Regions from separate parts of the Mus musculus genome. Here all the other regions are linked to region 1. A link is a loop called in an ENCODE intact Hi-C map of the cell type or tissue named here. Cell type or tissue: heart. All regions are shown on one strand. Region 1 has its middle 43 kb from the start of 4930441H08Rik. Region 2 has its middle 8.4 kb from the start of Gm29683. Region 3 has its middle 120 kb from the start of Gm44689. Region 4 holds the start of Gm36633 (predicted gene, 36633). Region 5 holds the start of B130024G19Rik (RIKEN cDNA B130024G19 gene).

Region 1 (5,000 bases):
GACAGCTGAAGTTGTACCTTACTTCCCAATGACATTAGTTTCATTCAGATGTGGTTTTATAAGTATGCAGACTGGACAAAACCCCTCTACATGTGAATTACTCTCAATTATAAACCAGGTGAAATTGGTGAATTGTCTCAGGCTGGCTGTTTTTTAATCTCTCAATTTCTTGAGAAAGGTTATATTCAAGTAAATAGAAAAAAAAAATAGATGAAACTTGGGAAGCAGTTTTAGGGACTACAGATAATTCTTATTAGATCAAAACCCTGGGATTTTTTGGTTGTCATTGCTGTTGCTTTGTTTTCTTCTTAGAGCTTTACAGAGACCATGTGGCCAGGTGAGGACGCAGACACAGAAGAGGCTCATCCGTGACAATGTTCAGTGAATTCAGAGCAAACAAACACAGGTTGTTAAGTGGTCCCTGGAATAAACAAAAGGGTATGCAATTTTCTTCCTTGAGAAGATATATATCTATTAGTGATCTTTCTCCAAACACTCAACACATTTGCCAGAGATCTGCTAGTGTACTAAGCCAATGTCTTATTCACATTATCAGTTTCTGGGAACAACGAACCCTTGCACACCAAGACTCTCTCCATCATATCCATGACATCTGTTGGATCCAACCTGAAATAGGCTGTCTCTGAAATACACAGCAAAAGCCTCTTTTATTTTTCTTCACTTCTCAGCAGCATGGTTCCCTGCACACACACACACACACACACACACACACACACACACACACACACACACACACACACAGAGTCCATATGCTCTAGGGAGGTCACAGTGGTCACCTCCAAGGACCGGTTCCCAAGGCTGTTCTCTGAAAACAGGATAAACTTGTGAACTCTTTAACTGACTGGAACGTTCATTAAAGTTTCCAGGGTTAAAGCCTGTAAAAGAAGAAGACACTGCACCACGCATGCAGTTTGATCAGAATTCCAAAATCTACATGCAGATGGAAATGGTCAGTGAGATCCACACTCGGTCCCTTTCTCTGCCCTCTGCACCCTCTCCTTCCCTCTGTACAATCTTACAGATCTTTGAGTGATTAGAGGCGCCCAGAAGAGAATGGCCAATGGTACTCTGTGGTTTCAATGTAGTCTGAAGATTAAACCCCTATGAAAATGATGTCTCTTCTCCACTCGCCTGCCCCCTCCCCTCTAGAAGCAGCTGCTTTTCACATTTAAATGTAGCAGGGGTAACAAGAGCCTCTTTTATCAGCTAGACCTATTCATAAGGCATTAAAATACATGCAGTTTCTTAATCCCTGGTGCAGCTCTAAGGGGCCTCAGCTTTGTGCTGAAATAGCACGTATCTTTTAAAAGTAACCGATGGAAATCATCTTCCCCACCAAACCAGTCTGTTAAAAGCAGCTCTCCCCAAGGTCTCCGCAGAGCACAAATGGAGTCCAGTCTTAGTGTGTGTCCAGCTTTCTTCTCCCCTGTAAAAGCGCTCCAGAAACAATGCCCAAGTTTGTTTATAAGCAGCCGCAGCCACTCAGCAAGATGTATCTTTCTTCTTTTATCCCACCCCCTGCCCCCAACATCCAGATCTCATACCCATCTTCAAGGCAGCGCAACTTGGCAATGTGCAGTGCCCCTTCTGGGAACAGCACTGCTACAGGAGCCAATCTGAACTTGCTGAGCAAGGTCACTTTCAGAGGCAGATCTTTCTGACCGCTCAGTCTTCAGGCACGGTGGGCACGGGTAAAAAAACAGGGTCAGGTAGAAAATCACTCGGATTCCTCCTTAATCCACGGGCCTCCGGAGCAGCTTAGGGAGGGACAGCAATGCCTTAGCCACCAAGAAAGCTGTCTTTTAGGCAGGTAGAAATCCACAGAACCTTGTGATATGTACATACACATAAATGTACATGTGATATATTCTACATGTATGGACATTTTTGTTTGCAACAGATAGCTCTGTTTCCTTAAATAAGCTTCTAAAAATAGCATAAGGCACAGTGTTAATACAAAGAACATATTTAAAATACATACATGCATACGCAAAACTGGTCTGAATTATACTTAATTCTTGTGGTTGTTTTTAACTCCCTAAATGTGCATCTTTCCCACATATTTAAATTAAGGCTGATTTTAAACCTCATTGTAACTCTCCCCCCAACACATATATATACACACATGTGTGTGAGAGTAATATATATATATATATATATATATATATATATGAATATTCTTAAATATTCCAACTTCCATCTAAACACATCTGGCTTTTTGGCTTTCTATTTTTCTATGTGGAGTCGGGCTTTCTAATCCTTGGCTTTATTGCTAATGAAAAAGAGAACATTGATTTTGATTTTCCGTGTTTATTTTTGATTAGAGACTTCTATGGAGGGGCATGGCAGTCTTCTCATAACCTGAGTTCTACCTTTGAAAAAAATATATATATATATATTTCTACTACCAAAATGTATATCTATAATGATGTTAGATTTTAAGTTCCTCCAACTGGTTTTCTATTGTGATCCAATCCATTCCAACTTTCCCCTCCTTCTCTAGCTTATCCCCTCTCTCTTTCATTTGAGGATAAAGTCTGATGAGTGCCCCTGCTTGCACCCACTATTCCTTTCCTTTATACAACATTAGAAGTCAAAGCAGGAGATCTGGCTCCCTTAGCACCCCCTCCTCATTATTAAACAAGGCCTCTGGGAATGAGACTCATCAGCTAGGAACAGGGGGGGACAAACACCTCCACCATCTCACTTCTTTCATGGGACATGTCCCTCTCACAAAGGTTGTAAGGTTTTTAATAAAAGGGAAAAAATCTTCAGGTAATTCTGAGTGCCCTTTAATACCATTAAAGGAAAACTTAATTCCAATCACTGAGATTTATTGAAAATCTTACCCTGGCCTCAGCAGTTGCGCTTGAACCATGGAACTTGACTGCCCTCTACTGGGCTTGAAGGGAATAGGTACAGGCTGGGAGAACCTGAAGAAGACGTTCCTGGGTTGTTTCATCAATAATCATAGGCATAAGCCTAGGAAATTTACACTAATATAGATGTTTCTCATATTCAAAACCAATGTGACTGTATGTAAACAATCTAACTTTCCTCATATCCCAGACTGTAATGCGGTGTGTGTGTGTGTGTATGTTTTCTTTGAAACAGTCATGTCAAATCCAGGTGAAGTAATGAAGTCATGTCAAATCCAGGTGAAGTAATGAAGCAAGCCGAAGTATGAACAAGCATTCATTTCTTCCACTTGGATATTAAGCTGAGTCATTTGCCATGGCTGTTATAGCCTTTTGGAGGAAATGTCTCCCTTTAGCCATACTTAGAGGAGAACATCTAAAACTTTTCTTAAATTGAAGTAAAAGAGCTAAAGGCTCGTGAGATAGCTCAGGGCCAAATGCATGCCTGACAACCAAGTTCCATTCCTGGGGCCTACAGGGTGGAAAGAGAACTACTACAGTTGCTTTCTGACCTTCACCTTTGCATGGTAGCACAAATCCCTACACACCAAACAATGCAATAGATGTAATTTGCAAGGAGATGAAAATCACCATATATGACATCATAATTAAAGGCACCCAGTTTATGCTCGTTGGGAGGAGCATTGGTGAGATGGATTTATATCTGTCCGTTCCTTGTATCTGTCAGTATCAAATGAAGTCATCTTCCGAATTGGTTCCATAAGCAAGAGCTTTGGACTTTCTCCGTCTTCATCATTTTCTGAGAAGTGGTATAAATGAATCCAGGATGATTGATAATTCTGGAGCGAGGATCATTAATGCCAACAGGAAAAAAAATTCACCCTCAATTATAATTGTGATACTACGTCAAACAGATAGAGGAAATCCTAATCCCGAGCTCTATTAAAATGCACTTATTTCAATTTCCAGTTGCTATGTATGTCCTATTAGCAGCCTGACATTTTGAGTAGTACACTAATTCATATGAATTGGGTTTTAAATGAAAGCTTTCAAGTCAAGCTCTATGGAACACTGAGTATAAGATAAGACCAGAATTAGCAAGGGAATGAGGTGTTACTTTCCCTACCAGCCTGCCTTCTTGTCTGAAGGAGCCAAACCCAACTGCTCCAACTTATGCGATGCTTTCATCTCGAGGACTTCACCCACAGGTGAAGCGCCTGTCCACTTCACCCCACTTTTCTTTGGAGGTCATTAGAAGCAGAGGCAGTTCTAAGTCTGCAGTTAACATATTAAATATCAGAGGGGAAATGGGAGCAGTGCTCGAAGGACCTCTCCTAGTGGGGCATTTTGGACAGGTCTATATTCTACAACATCATACAGAGTGGGCTAAGTGGATCTTTACCGAGGTTAGTAACAAGAGAGAAAGCGGCGTGGAGGGGGGTGGGGCGGCTCTGGTATTTCACTTAGCCACCACAGAGGTTGTGGGGACTAGAGCCCCTGGGACTCTGTATTCTAGTGAACGCCTCTCCACCGTAGGTCTTTCTGGATCCTAGGACCTCACACTTGACTCTGCAGGGAAAGCTTGCTGTGCACACACGGAATCAGGACGTGAACACGGCAAGTCTTCTGCAGAGGTGAGGTGCCTGACATATGCCGCATGAGTCCCTAACAGGGACTCTACCACTTAGGGATCTTATTAAAACCATTTTCCCAACTTCACCTTACTCATCTGTAAAATGAGGAACTTAGAAGCAACGTTTATGTTCCTAAAAACCAAAGGTGCATTTCTGCCGCTAGGTATAAACATACCTGAATCATTTTTAGATTCCACTAAATTCACTAAACTATACCACTAAATTAAGTCTTTAGCTCTCTCTGGGAGCAAACAACAATGAAATATGTGACAAGGAAATCAGAAGAGTTGGGATAACTTTTATATTTTCACCTTTCAGGTACGAGGTTGTATAGAGCAAATGTAAACCATAGATCTCCCTGGCTGTTCCTTTACATAATAAGTCTGAAATGGCTCGAAAGTCCCTTGTTTTCTTGGCTATTTTATTGTTGTTTTTGTGGTGTTGGTGGTGAGGGTGGTGGTGGTGG
Region 2 (5,000 bases), 1.5 Mb before region 1:
ACCAAACCTGTCTGTGTTCTAGCTCAGTGCCTTTTCCTGGATGGTGGGATGCACAAAGCCAAGGAAATTCCGAGTCACTTTATCCTTTCGGCTCTAGTCAGTCACCAAAGGATTCAGAGAACAGGCCCTCAGTGAAACCACGTAAGGAACAAAATGGATTTTTATGTCTAGGAGCACTACCACTGGGTCAGAGAATTTCTGCCTGGCCAGAGGAACTTAGTGGGTCCAGGTGGTGTTGGTAAAGAAGAGAGACAGCCGATGAAGAGAGAGGACAAAAACAAACAAACTGGAATACAACAGGAAATTCTTAAAAGTGGTTCTCTGTTTTACACACACACACACACACACACACGAGGGGGGATGGATTTTATTAAACAAATAAGCTAACAACCGAACATTTCTACTTCCATCACAGGCTAAGAGGCATTGGAATCTTGGACCTCGGACTGTCTTTACTACCTTGTTCATTCTCTCCCTCTCCCCTCCCTTTCTTCTCTGCGTTGTCACAAAACCCCAGAAGTTCCTGATGGGGAGGCAGTGACTCCTTATTGGAGGCGAGGAGGTCGTGTTTCCAAGTAGAGACATCAGCAAACCGCAATCTTAGTGACACTGACAGCGCAAAATTATGTTTAATGTTGGAAGGGGGAAAGGGGAAATATAAAATTAGCGCAGAGAAAATGTTTCCCAGACCTTCTAGCAATTAGGGCAGAAGTTTTTTTCATGGTCATATCAGTGGGGAGCCTACTGGAGCAGGGAGCCGTGACCTGCCAGGCTTGTGCCCTAGGTCTAAGCAAACGACCCACCTGTCACGGAGTCTTCACTTCCTGGGAAGAAAAGTGACACTTCTGAAGGCTATTAGGGGCACTCCACTCTGCCCAGACACTTCACCGGGTTCTGAACCTTTTTGGAAAGAAAGGGATATTCTAAACACCCCATGCTGGAGGAGGTGATAGTTTGGCTATCATTGGCTGGTGAAGGGGACAGAGGTGGAGATGGACTTTTTGTCCTAGACCCCACCCCTACAAGCGGGGGTGGGGGATGGGGGGAGCTGAGACCATGCTGAGGGGAAAGGTTTTAAAAATATATCAGCACCCCTCTTTCCAGAACTCTCTCTCTGCCTTTGCAGCCACTTATGGGCTATGGAGACCCCATAGGCTCCCCTCTTTGTCTTCTGGGCTAGATATTCACTCCTTTATTCTCACGAAGCAGGGAGGCCAAAAAAGAGTACCAATAGCCTAAGGGACTGCCCCAGAGACAGGCAGGGACATAAATGGTGACACTTTGACAGAAGCAGCAGTTTCTGCTCCATGTAAATGATTACTAATGAAATAGTGGGGTTTGTTTTGTTTTATTTTGTTTGAGAGAGAGATAGAGAGAAAGAAAGAAACAAGAGAGACCCCCCCCCTGCACTGGCTGTAAAGAATAAAATTTGCCTTTGTTGGGAAAACAGTGTACTTTGGTAGATATTAAGCCGTTTTCCTTCTTGGGTGTAAGGCTACAGGAGAAGAAAAAGAAAGTAATGAGTGAAAAAGTCACTTGTAAATAATACAATTAAAAAGTAAATTTATTAACAAAATCCTAAAACAAAGCTAAAAACAGGAGACAAGAAACTGTTGGGAAGGCAAGGAGGAAGTAGAAAAAAAAATCTGTGAGTATCACTGAAGAATTCAAAGGATAAACTGGAGGCAAGAGCAACTGCCATTCCTTCTGACATTCCTAACTAGCCTGCTTTCTTGTTAAAAGGAGGGGAGCAGCTAGCCCTGAAGGTTGTAGTTTTATACTTGTATTTTAGCAACAAGTATCAAAAGATCTAAACTAATTGATTGCCGAGTTCCTTGGCCCTCCTCCAAACAGCAATATAGATTTAATTGTATGTTGCTTAAAACTCCATTTCTTGAACAGTGTGAAACATGTAATAAAAGCCATACGCCGTATCGAAGATTTTCCCCCTCTGCAAAAGCATAAATACTCAACTGACACTTGGAAGGAAAAAACATAGCTAATACCCCTAATGGGTTAAATTGGGGGGGGGGAGATCTGAAAGGGGTAGCTACATAATAAAATTTAAACTGTTAATCCATTTTAACTCATTCAAAATAACCTGCGGTTGTGGGTGGTGTTTTACTCCGGAGGGGTCATGGCGAGGAGACCCCACACCATACACCTGACTTGTTCTGAAGCGTTCCATCAAAACCGCATTCCACTTAAGGAAAGTTCTGCCCTTTCTCGAACAGGACTAGAACAAATTTGAAAGTTGTATCCCAACTACGGGGCCAGGAGTTCTCTGGCCAAGAGCCGTGGGAAGGCATTCAGCCGCTCTTGCTCTCCTCCGGCTTCAGTCTCCATGCAGACGTTGCCGTTGCCGAGAGCTCTTTAACAGCGCTGCGACAGCCTCCTTCTGCCCCTCCCGGACAGGCCCTATTCGCCCCATTGTCCTCTGTTATCCGTGACCCATAGTGGCTGTCCCAGTCTAAAGCCAACCCAGGTGCCTCCTCCGGCAACAGCTTCACGAAGAAGGGAAGAGCCCCGGCGCCACGCCTGCGATTTGGTCCGGGATCAAGCGCTGCAGCCAAGTTCCTGGCCGCCAGAAAGCAGGAGGCTCCGCGCATCGCGGGCCATGCCCTGTCGCGGCCACGAGGGCTGGCTGCAGGCGGAGAGCTGTAAAAATCCACGTGAGCCGCCCCTCCTCCTGCTGCCCGCAGCGGCCCCTGACACTGCAGCATTGAAGCCAGTCCGGAGGTCCCCAAGGTCTCCAAGTGTGACAGTACTCGGCATAGCGGGTAGATGGCACAATTTTCTAACATTTAGAGAGAGGAACCCACGCTGGGAGCAATAAGTCCATTTAAAAGCCCTTTATTTAAGAGGAACAAAGATAACTGACAAGCGGAGTACAGAGACATCTCAATGAAATTTCCAAAGAAGAAAGAGAATTCAGAAGCCAACGCAAATGCGAACTGGGCTTGATGGAACAGGCCAGCACTAACCCCTCCTCGGAAAAAAGGGGGTGGGGGAGGAAGAGAAAAGACAAAAAGAAAAGAAAAGAAAAAGAATAAAAATATAGTAGTTCATGGGACCGTGGGTGTTAAAGATCACAACCCAAACCAATTTCTGAAAATCCATGGTCCAGAGAACTTTAAATGACCAGGTGGACAAGGCAGGGTCAGGTTGTGAGGAACAGGATCAGGTTAGAGGAAAAGGTCTAGAAGTTTTGCCCCACTCTTGAAGGCTACCTCTGGTTGGTCTTAGTGGGATTAAGGAGTGTGAGGTAAGGTGGATAGACATACTCGCCTCTCCGGAGGCCTGAAGACCAGAGGCATCTGTCCTAGAGCTGTGCCCTAACTCAGTCAGACAGCATCCCAGGCCTTGAGAATCTAGTCAAAGCCAGAACATTTAAGCTACACAATTGCAGACTCAGGAGCAATCGCTATCTCTGCCAAACCAAGAAGGATGCTGGAGCACTCAGTGATGTCACACTTCATTCTGCCCTTAGAACCTTTGCTCCCCACCTGTAAATCTGTAGGCCAGGTACCTACACACTCTCCAAGAGAGGAAGATCCAAGGCCTTTGACAGAGGAGGAGGGATTTAGACACCAGGAGATGGATGAGACCTCCCCTCTGGTCCTCCTGGGTCTGAGTTGGCCCCGACGACCCTGACCTGCCTGCCTAGCTTTGGGAAGGGACACAGCGGCTAACGCCCGCAGGGGGTCAAATGATTGTATTTGGGTGGGTGCTCGCCGACGTATTTGCTGAGTAAACCTCCCTCGCTGTGCTGAAGGCGAATCCCCGTTGATAAATCCATCATTACCGTTTGGATTCAGGGAGGCAGCCGCGCCACTAAATTCATCTTACATTTGTAGCGCTTTAATAGACATTTATTAAATGCTTTTAGAGAGAGGCATGGGGCGCGTGATTACATCCTAGTTATAGACAGAACATAAAGACCCACGTTAACACCCATTTGCAGGAAGGAAGGAAGAGGTGGGGAGGGGGGTGGTAAGGCAGAGGGATGAAGCGTGGAGAGATGGGGAGGGCGGGGGCCATCGAGCCTGGGCGTTATTAACAAGGCTTGCCTGACGAAGCTAGGCGCAAGGCGAGAGCCACGGGAAGTCTCAGGCTGTAGAGGGAAGCATCCGCCCCACTAGCAGGTCGGGGTTTCCCTTTCCTTGTCCCCATCAATTCCCGCATGGGGGTCTCCTATTCTCTCTGCCAGAGCACAAGGGATGCCCACGCTGCCTCCGACCCTCTCTTCACTTTCTATCAGATCTCTCCAGCTAAACTAGGAAGAAATAGGAGGGACTTACCGAACTTCAGAGGCCTAAGACCCTGTTTAGGACACCCTTTGCCTCACATCTCCCAATAAAATAAGTACAGAGCTAGGCCAGGCCTTTTGCAGTATAAGCAGATGTTTCTACCATCCAGCAGGGTATCCCCGCAGGCTTAGAGGGCTCTTAGACCTGGCAAGTTGGAAGGCAGGATTCCTTCTCTGTCCATCACCAAAACGAACTCTGGATACCCTCTATAAGCCTCGGACTCTCTTAACTGAGAGTTCTCTTAACTGAGAACTTGTCCTGGGCTAGCCCCCCCCCCCACACACACACTTCCACTCAGAATGCTGAGCCTGAAGGGGTGCCCAAGACATTATAGGGCCTAACGCTTTCTAGAGAGCCCTGTCCCTAACAGCTCAGTGCCTCTACTCCGACAGCCTTGTGATGGCTCTCAGCTTGTTCTCACTCCCTGGGGACACGCTGCCGACCCCATCCCCATCGTAGTGGACCGAACTCTCGGCCCTTCCTGGCTCCTGGTAAGGAGCACTTCCGCTATCTCAAAGTTGCCATAAGAAAATAAATACAAGTGACATTGTACTGGGCCAAAGCTCATTAGTTCGTTGTCCAGGCCTAATAAAGGAACAGAAGCGCAAATTATAGAGTTCAGCTTCAACACACGCTCTGTCACCCGAGATCAACGTACCGCGAGCCTGATTCCAATTGCTCCGAACTTGC
Region 3 (5,000 bases), 280 kb before region 1:
GAGCAATTCACTCCCCACTCCCTGGAGGAGGGGGTTCATCTGTCTTCATTTGATCTGTCACTGCTCTTCCTTGGTTACATAGCTTACAAGGCACAGGGTGCTCGGACCGGAGATAAAGTCTCAGAGCTCAGCTGGTGGCATAACTGCGTTTCAGTCTAGATGTGGGTCCATCTTCAACTCAAGGTGCCCTTAGTTATATTTGCATCGTTACAATCTATTCGTGTTAAGTGGATGCATGTGATCTTAGGCAAGGAAATGATTAGAACTTCATCATTTTGTCTATAGTGTTGGAAAAACAGCCCTGAATCAGGCAGAGGGAGTTTTCTTTCTTTCCCTGTCTGGATAATTGCTTCTCATTCTGAAATGCAAAATTTTAAAAAGTTTAAAGAAGCAAACAGCCAGATCAGGCCAAACTTAGCTACTGCAGAGACCTGTGGCCCAGGCATTTGGACACAGTTCATTCCATAGTGGTATGAAGGTTCCAATTCCAGTGTTGTTGTCACTTCCTCAGCTGTTTCTGGACACAGGCTTGGGATTTCATAGATGAGGACCAGCCAGTGTGACTCGCAAGACAAGGACTACTTATGGTAAGGCAAGGGAACACTGAAAGAAGATAAATGGTTCAATAAAAGCTATCCATAATCCTGAAGAGATAGTTTTTAAAAGAAGAAGAAAATGATCACATCTTGGTTCTGGAGATGGTCTTGACACTCAGCTACATCAACTGGTTCGTTTCTAGATGAAGGATTCTGGCCAACCATAAGTTGACATATGTTTATGACCTTTGGAGATGATTCTGGCTGGAAACCCAGTTGACCTCTGTGGCTTTCCCAGATGAAACAGTGAACTGTATTTCCTCCATTAGAAAACAGCAGCAGAGAGATAGTGCACAGGACACCAAAGCCAACTGAAAGTTGAGTCCTGTGCACGGAAGGCATGCTTCAAGGTTCTTTCATACGCCATAGCCTACCCATTCCTAAAATAAGTTCTGCATATACACCAACTCCCATTTACATTTACCCAGCCAGGGAAGACATTAAGGTAGCTGCCCCTACATCAAGAGCCCTATCTGGGACTTTCTTTGGCCACTTCTATACTCACTCTCCTTGTGTTCTCAGGATCTCCTTAATTTTAACTCTTATATTTATGATGTATGTTGGGTTTGCTCATTTTTATTAAAAAAGAATGATACTAAGACACCTTTCTTAGGTTAGAATTAAGACCTTTGGGCTCCTTGCCTTGAATTCGTTATGGAGCTATAAGAAATTATGAACTTCAGCCATGAAATGCCTGGAGCCAGCTTTTTCAAGTCACAGTCAAAGAATGGCCTCAGTGGGTATTTACTGTGCACTGTGTGTTGAGGTTCCATCTGACCCATCTTTCTGAGGGCTGAGAAAGTGTCCTTCAAGGTGGGCAGAGATATGGTGCTCTACTTTCTGCTATCATACGAATTTGGAGGAAGTGTGTTAGATAGAGATGACTACTACAACGCATTATATGTTTGCCTATGACTCTATTAAAACCTGGAAGGTGATGTGCCAATGATCTTTAGAGCTTGATATAGGTTGACATATTAGGTCACTTATGGAAGATTTCTGTCATTCCACACGCTACAAAACTTCCTTGAACAGCCGGTGAACAGTAAGATGAAGAAACAATAAAAGATGATGTCTTCCTTGCACAGTGTACTGAATGGATTAGAGATAGTGAATATGCCGTGCCCCGATGTTTCCCAGTGTGCACGCTCAACATGCAGGGTCATTCAGCATTATTCATAGTTCCAATCATGGTAGAACAGCCATGGAGCAGCAGCAACTACTTACCTTTCTCAACATGAGCTATATCCAACTCTTTATATCATGGGCTTATTGCTTAAGATAAACAATTCAACTCTCCTATGAAGTATTGGTGTAAAGAGGGCCACTCACTACCCAGAGCAGTGTAGGGGACACATTAGGACAGCTTATATACTTGGGAGAACTGTTGGAGTATGGGATAAAAAAAAAAATGAGTGACCAATTCCACCGGGCTTGCCTTAGTCATTTGAACAGCTCTTTTAGACTCAGAGAAAACCACCTGCAGCTGGGCTCTCATGCTGACTGTAGGGTCATGTGACTCTGGCACATAACTTTTCCTGAGCTCCCTATATCTCACTTCCTGTAAGTGCCTGTCCCTCATGCTTACTTTCAAGGACTTGGCCAATCTCCTTTTGTAAATAGAACAATGCTTTATATTTCGCTATTACTCTGGAGCGACTATATCAATAATGCAGGAAACGCATCTGTCCAGCACAATGAGATTATTTTTCTGATTTTGTTTGACAGTTATGGTAATAGTTTGGCAAACAATCTACTCCACCATCAATGGCCGCAGATTACAGCTGTTTTTTAAAAATCCCAGTGGCTCCTGGAAACTTGCAAGATTGATTGCACACAGAAGGAGGGATAGAAAGACATGCCATGTACCTTTAGGAAAGAAAGATTCTTAACTCTTTCTGTACAGAAAAGCCCCAGGGAATATTAGAGAAAGGACACTGGGTGATCTGTGGGACCATTTTAATAGGACAAAGTGAGAAACAGCAACACAGAGGTACCATTAGGGTAGTCATTGCCAGGTGTGGCAGAGGGCAGAGGAGCCTGAAATATTTAAGAGACACCTGAGGAGTTGTTGTATTTGCTTACAGGGGAGAAAACGGAAAGATATATTATTCTCTGTTGCATTTCAGGGCTGTTGTGTGGCAGCACTGGCTGGTCAGAGTAACACTGAACCAAACTGGAGACTTTCAGAACTTGCTGTATTAAACGAGCAGATGCGTGATGCACGCCATGTTTGTTTTTCAGAGATGGCAAAGAGGAGTTCATTTATGTTTTTCTTTTTTACACCAGAACTTCTGAAGTCTTAGCAAAGAGCACTTCTACTGAAATCTGCACCAGTTCTGAAATGGGCTTGATTTCAGCACACGTTTTTAGCCCTTGGGATTTCTTCTTTCCTTCTGTTTCCTATGAAGCAGAATGCTGACCTTCCTACCGTTCTGTGACCCTGGCCTTTGGCCAGCCATTGTTTTTCAGGAAACAGGAGACAGAATGGTGGCTGTTCAAGTCTCCCAAGGTGCAAGATTTCCTCCCCTCTAAGTTGCAAGGTGAAGCCACTTGGAAGAGCAGTTGTAGTGGGTGGGGGCAACCCGACTGCACGGGCGCCTCATGTTCAGGTGAGTTCATTTTTCTTGTGAACTCTTCACCTAGGCCCCAATTAGTATCCTATTAACCTCCTTAAATATGGAATTGCTAAGATCTTTGAATACTCCAAAATGGACTATTAGCCAGCCCATTTCCTGGCTCTGTCAGATGAAAATGCCAAAGTAGGTCATACAACAGAATTACCGTGATTAATTTCAGCTCTCTTACATGGGCCATGATGTCATTCAAGTTAACCGGGGGGATTCATACTCAATGCATCGTTTGAATGACTGATGGAATGTGAGTTTTCTAAAACGCCTTTCCAACTCTTAAGTTCCTGAAGATTTTCCTTTTTTAACATCACAAACATTTCAAACATGCTAAATTGATCAATTAGACAAATGGTGACTTACCTCCACTATAATTTGTAATGTGTGTGTTCTCTAAGGTCTAATGTGCGTGAAAGAGGTTTATTTTCCAAGTAACTACGATGGTAGATCAGGAGTTGTCAGCCTTATGAGCCATTCTTACTGGTAGTTGTGAGCTGGCTTTTAAATATGCCATGAAGACGCCACTTCTCCAGAGCCTACTCAGCATGGCATTGGCAATTATAAATGGCTTTGCTGAGGCTAAAATGCCCCAGCAAACGTCCCATTCTTTATCATATATTCCTTAAGGACCACCTTTAAAGAGTACTTAAGAGAAGCATTCTGTGTTTTCCCATCTCATATATCGAGGCAATCTCTTTACAATAGGCAGACTTAATTTGTTTTCCTGTGTGCAGCAGCTTTAGAGACTTATTAGCCATTTCAAATATTACACCACAATATGTCAAACAAATCTAAATTGTATCATCACACGTAAACCTATTTAGGTGCGTTCATTTTTTTTTTCTTCTTAAAATGAATCCTACAGCTAGTGTTAAAGACCATTTGTCTCCTATTATCTGCTCTTATATAGAAACTGTGAGCTCTCTGGATGCTGCAGTGATAGTACACAGTCAGGGTTGTGTCATCCTAACATTTGCAAAGAGCTGGTCATGCTCTGTTCTTGTATGATATGAACTGCCTCAATGAGTATTTGCTGTACCTAAAGTGAAGTAACACTTGGTGTAGAGGGTGGAGAAAATGGCTCCACAGAGAGGATGCATACATGCAAGATAAGGATGTAATTCAGACCCCTACTACCCAAATAAAATGCTAGTTGTAACTCCAGCACTCTGAGATAGAGATCAGATCCTCAGAGAAAGTTGGCTATCTAGACTTCCCTATATCACTGAGCTCCTGGCTCAAATGAGAGACCCTGCAAGAATGAATAAGGTAGAGGAAAAAACAAAAAAAACAAGGAAGGCCCAAGGAGTCAACCTTACCTGCACACACACACCTGCAAGCAGGATGTGTATGTACAATCACACCACACACAAAAAGAAAAGACGCTCTTGATTTTCTTACTTTCATTGTTTTGACTATGAAGCTGTTAAGTCATATCAGGTATTGATTGGGTATATATCTCAGTGGGAAGGCACTTATTTAGCATCTCCAAACTGGAGTTTGCTGCCTAGCACCACCCACACATAGAAACACACCCATACACAAACTTGAGTGCACATGCATGTGCGCACATGCAGGCACAGCTTGAGCCATATTATATTTTTATAATCAGAGTATCTTGCTGTAGTAACTGACCCTGTACATTGATTTTTTGGCAGTCTTACAGAGAAATATTTGAAAGCTTATCAAAAATCTCTTAAGTTCCAAAACTTTCATTTGTGGCATCAAGATTTCTTGAATATCTACTTAATTTAGCATAGGTAGTCAGCATGGT
Region 4 (5,000 bases), 94 kb after region 1:
CACATATCTGCTCTATAGAAATGAGTTCAGTCAACTCCACTGGGAAGCATTCAAGGTCCATTTGCAAGATGGAGCACTCACATGGTAGTCACGTGGCCTCTGAGAAAGGAAGTCAGGTCTATTGGTTAAGAGAGTGTCACTGCAGTTCCTTGCCAAATGGCCTCTCCAAAATACCAATTTTTCCTCACAATGGTGGCTTGTTTCTAAATGCCCCTGTCCCAAGAAAAGTAGAAGTCTGATCTGTTTAGATTTGGGACTAAACAAACATTAATAGCTGTGAAATGAATCTTGTTTTCTAAACTTCACTGGGACCTCAAAGATCAACACTTAGAATATCACTGGATTTGAACTGGAGTCTTAGTAAAGAAAGTCAAGTTCAGATATAGCTGCAGGGTGGACTAAAATCCAGTACGACTGGTGTTGCTGTATAGACCGGCAGTAGACACTAACAGAGAGGTGAAGACCTTGAGGACATTACAAGGCTATATGAGAAGATACCACACTCATCCAGAGATGGAAATTGGAATGATACTAAACCCACTGGGGAGACATCGAAAAGATGATGACACACAGTCCTCATGATGAAGAAGAAACACTTGGATCGTATCTTGGAATGAGAAGATGACCTATTTGCAGTAAGTCCCCTGGTCAGTGGGATTTTGTTACCGAAGTCCTAGAAAACTGACGCAGGGTCACATCATTTTAATCAAATTGTCCCAGTGCCAGCCAAAACTGTAGGGGAATTTCAGGAGGAAGTTCCAAAGAAGTTTCTGGATATTATTGAGTCACCATTGACATGGGAAAAGGGTCTCTGGTTGATTTGCTGTCCTATTACAATACCCATACCTGAAGCATGAGGGGTGCATAAGAAATATTTACCAAAAGAAAATGAACAAAATTTCCTCTCCATTTAATTTTTAATCTGTTTATTTTAAAGCAATCCTTCTGTATTTCCTTCTAAAAAATTCTACTGAGAGAATACAGACAAAAGGATTCCTTTGTGATTAGTGACACGGGTTTCTTTTTTGCTTTCTAACTCTCAAGATTATGAAGAAATAACTGGCTGGCTGACCCCTGAAGACTCACCCACTGTTTCATGGAAGGAAACTGAGTTTGAGTGCAACTCTGGGGATTGAGAAATGATCAAAGAATCAACCACTAGTGTGCATCTGGCTCCTCTTCTTGATAATGTAGGAGGAGCTTTGACACATTAGTTTCAACTCTGTGCTGAATCCCATTGGGCTGGGACTTCTTCATGGTAAGGCTCAGAAGCAGACTTATTCTCCATAGTTTCTAGACTTATTTGAGTTCAAGGAAGATTAAGGAGGAAAGGAGAAAGATGGAAGAGAATCAGAGATATAGCTGATATTGATAAAGCTCCTAAAATACTATGTACTGGGTATTCTACATGTGGTGTGTGTGTGTGTGTGTGTGTGTGTGTGTGTGTGTGTGTGTGTGTGTGTGTTGCATTTGTGTATGTGCAGGTTTGTGGGTATGAGGTCGCATGCATGCCTAATAGAGGATGTGAAGGTTAGAGAGCAATAACCAAAGTTGGCCCTTGCCTCTCTACCTGCTTTGAGAGAGGGTCTCTTTATTTCCAATGTGAGTGACAGGTATTCTACCTACATTACCTTTTTTAAATCAGCACAAAATTATTGTTATTATCCCCCTCTTTTCTGCCAGAAGAAAATGAGTCCTATATGCAACACTACTAGAGAATGTTGAGATTACAATTTATGTTCAAGTTCATAGAATGGCAAAGTCCATTTTATTTGGGACTCCACTGAGCTGCCCAATCAAACCAGAACCTCTGGGTGACATCAAATAGTGCTGTGTTCATGTGTGATGTCCTGGTAGTGCAGCAGACAGGATGGCAAGCCTGTCACTCTTAAATTTTCATCTCTATTCGGGAACAGTCTGGCTGGCTGCCTCATTCTTCTAATTCAAAGGATAAATTTCTCCCAAAGTGCACAAAACCCCACAGCACAGTTTCACCAACACACACACACACACACACACACACACACACACACACACACACACACACTTCCCCACTCTATGCTAGTCCAGTTAAATATACTATTGGCACTTTCTTAATAACTGTGGTCTCCAGAGAAAACCATGTGAAATGTATCAGTTTCTATCTACAACTGACAAAGGCAGGAGGAAAAAAGCCGTGGGAGGCTGTTATCCCAGCGGCCTGCCACCCGCCCTTTCCTGGCCAGCGTTCCTTTCCTGGATAGTTCCGGCTTAAGAAATGTTATTCACTCTGCTCCTCCCTCTCCCCCACCACCACGCCCCCATCTCAGCTTGATACTTGAAGCCTCAAAGTCTAGAGGAAGAAGGAAGAGAAGAGGGAGGGATAGGGGATAGGAGGGCATCACTGATAAGAACAAAGACCCGTTGAACTCCGGAAGCTTGTGGAGCATGCTGGCCAGAGGCACAGGCTTCCAGCAACATGAAAAGATGAGTTAGGAGGAGGAGGATTCCGGGAACTTCCTCTCCTTGTGGCGTGGCCAGGTCATAATGGTGCTGTGATTACACTGCCAAGGCTCATTAAAACAATAAACAAACCACAAAGGCAGTTACTAAGAGCCCTCCTCTCCTACTTACTTGCTGAAAGGGAAGAGGAGTGGAGCCCTGTTTGCTGCCATTTACCAGACCAGCTCCTGTAATCTGGTAATACTGAGAATGATTTAAAAATTAAAAAAAAGGGGGGGGGGAGCAGAAAGCCCGTACATTCTGCTGTATTTTGCAGGATGATTGGGAAGGAAGGAGGGAAGGCAGCTAAGTATTCAAGGAAAAGTATTGTAGGTGGATCTTTCTGGATAATGAGAAGATCTTGAGTTGAACATAAAGTCTACACTCAGAGTACAATTTTCTTTGGGCTCTATAAAAAAGCCCTAAGGTATGCTACCATGAATGAATGACTGGCAACAGTTTCCAAATGTGTTCCTGGGTGGTACATGCATCTGAATTAGTGAAGGAGGGGAGATGGAGAGCTGAAGACAACCAATTGGCATGTCAACATTTCCCATTTCTCTGGCACCTTTCTTCATCATCTCAAATCTCAAACAGCTTTGTTTTAAGACAGAACCAAATAACTCTATAATTTCAACAATGAAACCTAGGGGGATTTGAACCTAAACAGTCTATTTCTCAAATATAGTCTGACTAAGCTATAGGTCAGTCCACCTTCCTTTTCAAGTATCATGTAAATATATCACAAAAACAAGAACAAACAACAAGACCTTCAAACTGGAAATCCCCAGTTGTTCCTAATTCAGAATCAGCCCACATCCAAAGGTTCGAACTTGTGCTTAATGACACACCCGCCATGAAGTTCTGGCCCCCTCATCTTTCTGGTCTTTGCCCTACCTGTCTCAAACGTTAACCATCATGTACCCAGTGGTCTTCTCATTATGCTCTGAACAAGAGTGTGGAGAGGAACAAAAGGGCACCTTCACCTCAAGCCCTCTTGTAAGTGATGTTTCAGTTCAAGACTTATGAAAGCATATTTGAGGATAAGAGGCTTTGTTCGAGAATGATCCCTGTTTTAACACTTATTAGCAAGAAAATATCAACGAATATAAATATCGAAGGAAGAAAGAATGAAAGAAAGAGAGGAAGGAAGGAAGGAAGGAGGAAGGAAGGGAGGAAGGAAAGAAAGAAGGAAGGAAAGAAGGAAGGAAGGAAGGAAAGGAAGGAAGGAAGGAAGGAAGGAAGGAAGGAAGGAAGGAAGGAAGGAAGGAAGGAAGGATCTTAGGCAGAAAGAAAGCTGGATGAAGTAAAACTGGTAAGAAAACTGTCATTAACTTCTTGCAAGAGTTAAGGAAGATGAAATCTAAAGGAGTCAGCAGACCAGGTAATGTAAAATGAAAGTAAAAAATGTGGCCATCGAAATTATGACCTCTAGTTGTCAAAATCTTTTAGTCCCACAAAGGCCTGGGTCACTTGAGTTGACAGCAATCTTCTTCTGTCTGGACTCTTTCCTATCCTATACCTGTACCCGTGGAAGAGATTTCTCACATACAGCTTTTCTGTGTGATGGCTTTAGTACAGGAATAGAAATTTCTGATGCCAACCTATGTGCGGCTGAAGAGGACTCCACGCACTCCGTAGATGCTGCTTCCTACAATATCTCTGTAAATTGTTTGTTGGCTGTTGTTGTCTTCACGTCACAGACTGAGACACTGAGATACAAATAGACAAAGGAAGTGTTGAATGGTCAGACAACTATTTAAGCATAGCATAGCAATGGGGTCCAGAGACAGTAAGAGAGGCTCTGGGACTCTCTGCTTGTAATAATTACATGGTGCCCCATCTCTTCTTATATCTTATCACAGTGAGAGTGAATGAGTCCTTATTTTTTTTTATATATATCAGCAGTTCCACTGTCTAACCCTGGCCCTAGTTCATTGCAATAGAAAGGAAATTCAGCTTACTGTCAACACATTGGTTTCAAAGTCCGCTTAGTCACTGTGGAGCAGCGCAACATTCAGTAAGTCATTTAATATTTCAAAACCTCTGTTTCCCAGCCAAAAAAATTGACAAAATTCTGAAAAGATTATGGCAATAATGCATCCCAAATGCCAAGCATCCAATGTGTGGTCGGTACTTAACTAACATGCTTTATTAATGCAGAGTGAAAACTGTAGGTAGCAGACATCAGATTTTATTGTGTATATACATATTGTCTTGATGCCTTGCAACTGAAGATCAGAAAGAAATCCAGATGCTTCCTTAGTTGTGGTCTGAATAAGCAAACACATAAATAATGCCTATGTAATATAAATAACTCGTTCCAAAAGAGCATGGAAAAAAAAGCCTATTTGGCTCTGCGTGTACCTAAAAACCTTCTAAGTAGAATAGCACATGTCCTTTGATGTTGTGGTGACATTTAAAGTCTCCTTTAATATAACAAGTGATCTCTACATCCCTGAGGCTGCCCTAGTTCAAGGCCAGGGTGCAGTGTGAGGCTGACTGGAAGGTACACAGCA
Region 5 (5,000 bases), 1.5 Mb before region 1:
GATGCACATTTGTCAATGTACCCAGACAAAGACGTCCAAGACGACGCTTCTAGGTCATAGAACAGTTGAATATGGACTTCATTGTTCAAATTCTCTTTAAATACTCATATAGTCATTAAAACACACCCAGCGAGCCTGCTCCAAATGGCAATAATACCAGCATAACTCATAAGAGCCACAAACACGCCATAGTCTACCTCAGCCACTGCAGGAAAAACAAACAAACCCTACTGTCCGTGTCATTCATCTCAAGACGCTCAAACCAATGATATTGATGTATCTTTGACTTTGTGCCTCAGTTTTAACCATAAAGCATATATAGTTCTATAACCAACCTCCAGGACACATTATATTCTACTGACTAAACTTGCTGTTTGATTTAGACCCGCTAGTTGATTGTGAGAATTCCATAATTGTATGAGAAATTTGTTTTTAATAGGGAATACTTTGAACCAAGACAAAACTAAATCCATAAGTCAAACAGGTTTACCAACAATTAAATTATTTTTTTAACATAAAATTTGCTGAGCTACAAGAGGGAAAAGAAGACACCACAAAGAGTAAAACAACAACTTTAGGAAGCATCCTTGGTAGTGCAGAAATTTGGCAGTGTAAATTTTACTTTAGTAAAATGAACTGAACATACAGTTGACATGAGAAAACCACGCTTTCGGGGCAGTTTCTTTTGCACATAGAGACAGAGTGTGAGACAAGGAGGGCAGAAAGATATGGGCAGGCAGACGCTGACTTTTTGGCAAAGAGAAAAAAAAATCCTATTTAAGCTTCACCCTGAAATCTTTCTCAGCCTTCCCTTTCTCCACAGAACTCACATATTGCACTACAGCGGCAGGTGCTGTGATTATTTGAATGTTTTAAGAAATAACAAGCTATAGCAGGTACTAGCCTATCATAAACCTGGTGTGTAATAAGGTGGTCATAGAGTAAAGCTAGGCTGAGCACTTCTGGCTGATTAGAGACACCATATAACTTTCTCCTACAGAGAATAAGAAAGATAGAAAATAAGTCATTTCAGAGAATTGTGGGTCTTTAAAAAAAACTTCTCTGATTTAAGGAATTATTTGATACTGCAAATGTCAGATTAGAGGCAAGCTCAGCATATAGTGAGACTGAGGCTGACACAGGAAATTTAATAGGTAGCCCCATCTCGACTTAATAGATGAGCATAATTGATTATGGAGAAATGTTAATCTTGCCTCTCCAGTGCAGCCATTTCCATGTCAAGATTACTTTTTACACATACACACACACACACACACACACACACACACACACACGAAGAGGTGATTTTTGAGGAGAAGCTTCGTGTGTGTGTTCCTCATTTTTCAAGCTAAAGAAATTATAGACTTCAAATATATATATATATGTATATATATATATATATATATATATATATGTATATATGAATTGTAGAATTACAGCCAGCTAGGCACATAACTACCACAGAGTTAGAGGTGCTTCACTTTGTATTTTAGGACTCATTTAGCTATAGAAATGCTGTTTAGAAAGGGAAGGGAAAAAAATCACCACATGAATTGTAATTAATTTTACTGAGAGAATGAAGAGACAGGACAGCCGAATTGGGGATGGGGAGGAGCAAAAATATTTTTAAATGCCCTTCTTAAAGATGCTCAGCTGTCTTAACTCTAAGATTTAAAAGTCCTAAAATTAAAAGATACAACTCTATATGTTATTATTTTTAAAAACTCAGCCAAGCCCTTTACTGCAAATGTAAATCTATTTTAATGAGAATGGTGGCAAGCTTTATTTGACTGGTCAAAGTTAGGGGAAAACATTTGTCTTAATATGAAAAAAATATATATCCTCAGCTCCCAGGAATATGGTTTCCTTGCAGAAAGTGGTTGGCTAGTCTGTAATTCTTTACAGATTAAATCACAATATGAATACAGACCCCAGCAATTCCGAGTTTAACTCTGAGCTCAGTAGAATCCAGGATCCATTGAATTTCTCCTTTCCCTCAATCTAGTCGTGTGTGTTTTTCTCTTCCACCACACTGGAGCTCCGTGAATAGAGAAGGGGCTTCCATTGTGTCCCTCTGAACTTCCAAGTCAATGCAATTTTTAACCACTGGCTTGTGGTACTTTGAAAATCACCAGGGGCTGTCAGAGTTGGGTCCTCTGAAAAATTTACAGTGCTAAATCAGAGCATATGCTGGGAGGGAAAAAATTGCTTAAGATTGAAGTAAGTGCAGTATCTGTCTGCCCCCTAGTGTAAGAGTCCTTGCTGCCTAAAATCCAACTTTAAAAGAAAAGGAGCCCTTAAAGGGAAACGACTTGGGGCTCACGTAGGCATAGGAGAATGAAACTTCTGTACATTTTAATCTGAATAATTCTTCAGGATTGAAAATTATTTGGTTGTGGCTTGGTTGGACTGTGCTGGGATCTCGCTGCCTCTACGTTTCCGGAGTCTCTAGTGAAGAGATGATTTTTTTTTTTTTTGAAACTGGGTTTATGTGCGTCCCCCTCACCCCTCCTCTCTTTTTTCTTTCTGCCTCTGTCGTCTCTCTCGCTGGCTTTTTTTTTTTTTTTTTAATGAGGAACCGTTCCATGAACATTTTGCACAGAGCACAGAATTGCTTCTAAAGTCAGCCCGGCGCAGTTGCAATAGACAGCAAAAAGGTAAACGTTTGCCTGAAATCCGCACGCCAGCTTCACCACCCCGCCCGATGGTGAGTACCCTTCTCCTTGAGATTCTCCTAGCTTAACAGAGCGCTCTCCTTCCGGAACCGCGGCCGAGGGCGCCAGGCAAGGCTTTGGTCCCTGCCTGCCTGCCTGCTTGCCTGCCTGCATGTCAGCTGCACAAGGTTGCAAAATGAAGCGCAGAGGCAAATCGAACAGGAAATTCTGATACCCAAAGCCAGCCTAGCAGCCCCTTCGCTAGCAAACCTAGACAATCTGCTGCTTGGAAAACCAGGCATATAGGATTGGTTTTCAGTCAGTTCTATGGAAGGAAATGAGTTTGAGAAGACAGGACGAGGAGATGGGAGGCAACCGCAGTCTTTATGCTTCGGTTTAATCATATTTTGGCAGCTTTGCAATTGTATCCCCCCCTTCCACCTCTGCTACCACATACATGTAATAAAATATGGCAACGCACTGAATTGACTGCCCCCACCCTCCCCCAGACCCCTTCAACCACAGTCCGAGGCATTGCATACACGTTAGCAAAGCGATTTTCTGAAAAGCCCCAAGTCATCCCCAACCCCACACAGCACAAGGAGAAAAGTGAGAAAGAAGAGAAAGAGAAAAAAATACAGTAAGCAAACATACCAAAACCATATTTGCCTTGTTCAAGGTCCCAAACCGCTTGCATCTTCCTTCTAAACTGGAATAACTCTCCTTTAGTTTGGCGGGTGAAATAAATGCTTTGTTGGCCCCCTGAAAAGATGTGTCTTTGATAATTAAAGAGACTCTCCTCCTCGGTGTTTATCTAAGCGATTGTGCAAACTGATAAAAAAGTAGGCATTAGTCTGCAGGGAAAAAGAAAGGTGAAAGAAGAGATCTTCCACCTCAAGGAACTGCTTCCCTGTGTACCAGGCGCTCTCAGCCGTTGGAAAAGCCTGCACACTAACTTTAGAGAGAGAGAGACAGCTTCAGGGAGCTTTGTACATAGCTGCTGAGGAATGCAAGCCTCGCCTTTAAGAAAAAAAAACCCCAAACCGTAGGTAGGAGCTGTCTGGAGTGATCCTTGTCTCTCATCTGATGCCTTAGAAGGAAGAGTGCGTTGTTACACCTTGTTTGGGGCTGGAAAGAGGAGACTTTAAAAACACCCTTCCAATTGAAAAAAAAAAAAAAATCTCCCAACTTAATGAGTTTAGTCGGAGGCTGGAGCAACCCGGCTCAGTCTTAGCAGAAAACCGAAAACAACTATAGGCAATATTGCAAAGCAGGACAACCCCGAGGCACAGCCAAATTCCACCATTTGGGGTTGAGAGGGATGGAAGCTAATCCTAAAGCAAGTTGGGGGGGAAAAACCAGAGGGGGGGGGGAGCTGCAGCCTAAGACTGGCAGACACGGTCCTCTCACCCTGGATCAAAGATAGAACTTGAAACAGGAGGCCAACATTTTTTCCTAGGAATCAATTGGAATCCTCATTTTCTACTTTTAACTCAAGTCCCCCCTCCCCAATGATTTTTCTTCCTCTCCCCTGTGGATTAGTGCCTCCCTCCCCTTTCTACTGTCCATTCTAGAACTTTCCTGAAGAGGAAATCTATTTCTTTTGGGAGGAGGGGTTCCCCTATTTCATGCCTTTAAATAATGAATACTTAATTCACCCCTCCCCTTATCAATTCCCCCAAACGAGTAAAAGAAGCAGAGATACAATAACTGGCAAAACTTGAGAGCAGACTGAGCTGTCTCTTGCAGTTTAGTACAGTTTGAACTAATGGATTTTTGTTGTTGTTGTTGTTTTGTTTTGTTTTAAGAGGAGAAGAATGGGGAAACATGAATCTTTTATTTTAGGAAACTGTTATGGTAAGATGTATGTCAGACTTGACAAATGGAACGAACGCTCTTCACTGCTTCTTGTCCCTGTCTTAAACAGGAATTAAGTTAAACACAGTGCTGAATGTTAATTACATGTTTACTGGCTAATGAAAATTACAAATGGTTTTGCCACCTCAAACAATGATGAAACTCTGAAGACACTGTAATTATATACTTTGAGGGAAATAACTCAGAATATTGATCATAAGAAGTGTAAATCTTTTTTAAACTATTCATTAATACCATAAATATGGGCTACAGAAGTTTTTCCTTGCGGTTTGTCTCATCAGTTACAAAGAGTGGATAGCTGGTGGGACTCCTCCGAAGAGGAGGTGCACTCTGTCTCTTAGAAGGAGGCCACGTGTGTAATTCAGTAATGCCCCCTCCCTTCTGCCCCGCCCCCTTCATCCTAGTTGAAGGTCGAGGGATCTCCAACAGGGAGGCCGGGCTCTGGGCAGGTGAAGGTGATCTAAATCC

What was found. Hi-C counts contacts between places; a loop is a spot of excess contacts. Peaks named below come from ENCODE experiments on the same cell type or tissue, not always from the same donor. Only the 100,000 strongest peaks of a DNase experiment are listed, where the experiment ranks them.
Region 2: it touches region 1 in a loop (4-fold over the local background); 10 of 42 quality-filtered maps call a loop at or near these places.
Region 3: a loop joins it to region 1, with 4 times the contacts of the local background. A loop is called at or near these places in 8 of 42 quality-filtered maps.
Region 4: a loop joins it to region 1, with 2.8 times the contacts of the local background. A loop is called at or near these places in 5 of 42 quality-filtered maps.
Region 5: it touches region 1 in a loop (5-fold over the local background); 3 of 42 quality-filtered maps call a loop at or near these places.

Annotation. Positions count from the first base shown.
Region 1 is chr7:71,864,386-71,869,385 of GRCm38, forward strand. No RefSeq gene overlaps it. Among named protein-coding and RNA genes, the nearest start is that of 4930441H08Rik, 43 kb to the right of the region's middle. In heart, a CTCF peak has its summit at 2,924 (motif pointing left); no DNase peak of the experiment used is centred here.
Region 2 is chr7:70,343,703-70,348,702 of GRCm38, forward strand. No RefSeq gene overlaps it. Among named protein-coding and RNA genes, the nearest start is that of Gm29683, 8.4 kb to the left of the region's middle. In heart, a CTCF peak has its summit at 2,760; DNase peaks (open chromatin) are centred at 2,619, 4,009 and 4,719; H3K4me3 peaks cover 1,882 bases; H3K27ac peaks cover 2,026 bases; H3K27me3 peaks cover 3,899 bases.
Region 3 is chr7:71,584,780-71,589,779 of GRCm38, forward strand. No RefSeq gene overlaps it. Among named protein-coding and RNA genes, the nearest start is that of Gm44689, 120 kb to the right of the region's middle. In heart, no CTCF peak of the experiment used is centred here; a DNase peak (open chromatin) is centred at 3,062.
Region 4 is chr7:71,958,578-71,963,577 of GRCm38, forward strand. Gm36633 (predicted gene, 36633) reads right to left here and starts at 3,441. Exons shown (of 5, transcript NR_126483.1): 1 at 3,379-3,441; 2 at 1-99. 1700011C11Rik (RIKEN cDNA 1700011C11 gene) reads left to right here and starts at 2,598. Exons shown (of 3, transcript NR_126462.1): 1 at 2,598-2,679. In heart, no CTCF peak of the experiment used is centred here; a DNase peak (open chromatin) is centred at 2,264; H3K4me3 peaks cover 694 bases; H3K27ac peaks cover 1,319 bases.
Region 5 is chr7:70,362,785-70,367,784 of GRCm38, forward strand. It overlaps B130024G19Rik (RIKEN cDNA B130024G19 gene), which reads left to right and starts at 2,599. Exons shown (of 11, transcript NR_045850.1): 1 at 2,599-2,707. It also overlaps a transcript of Nr2f2 not described here. In heart, a CTCF peak has its summit at 2,243 (motif pointing left); DNase peaks (open chromatin) are centred at 2,237 and 2,777; H3K4me3 peaks cover 4,381 bases; H3K27ac peaks cover 3,992 bases; H3K27me3 peaks cover 1,836 bases.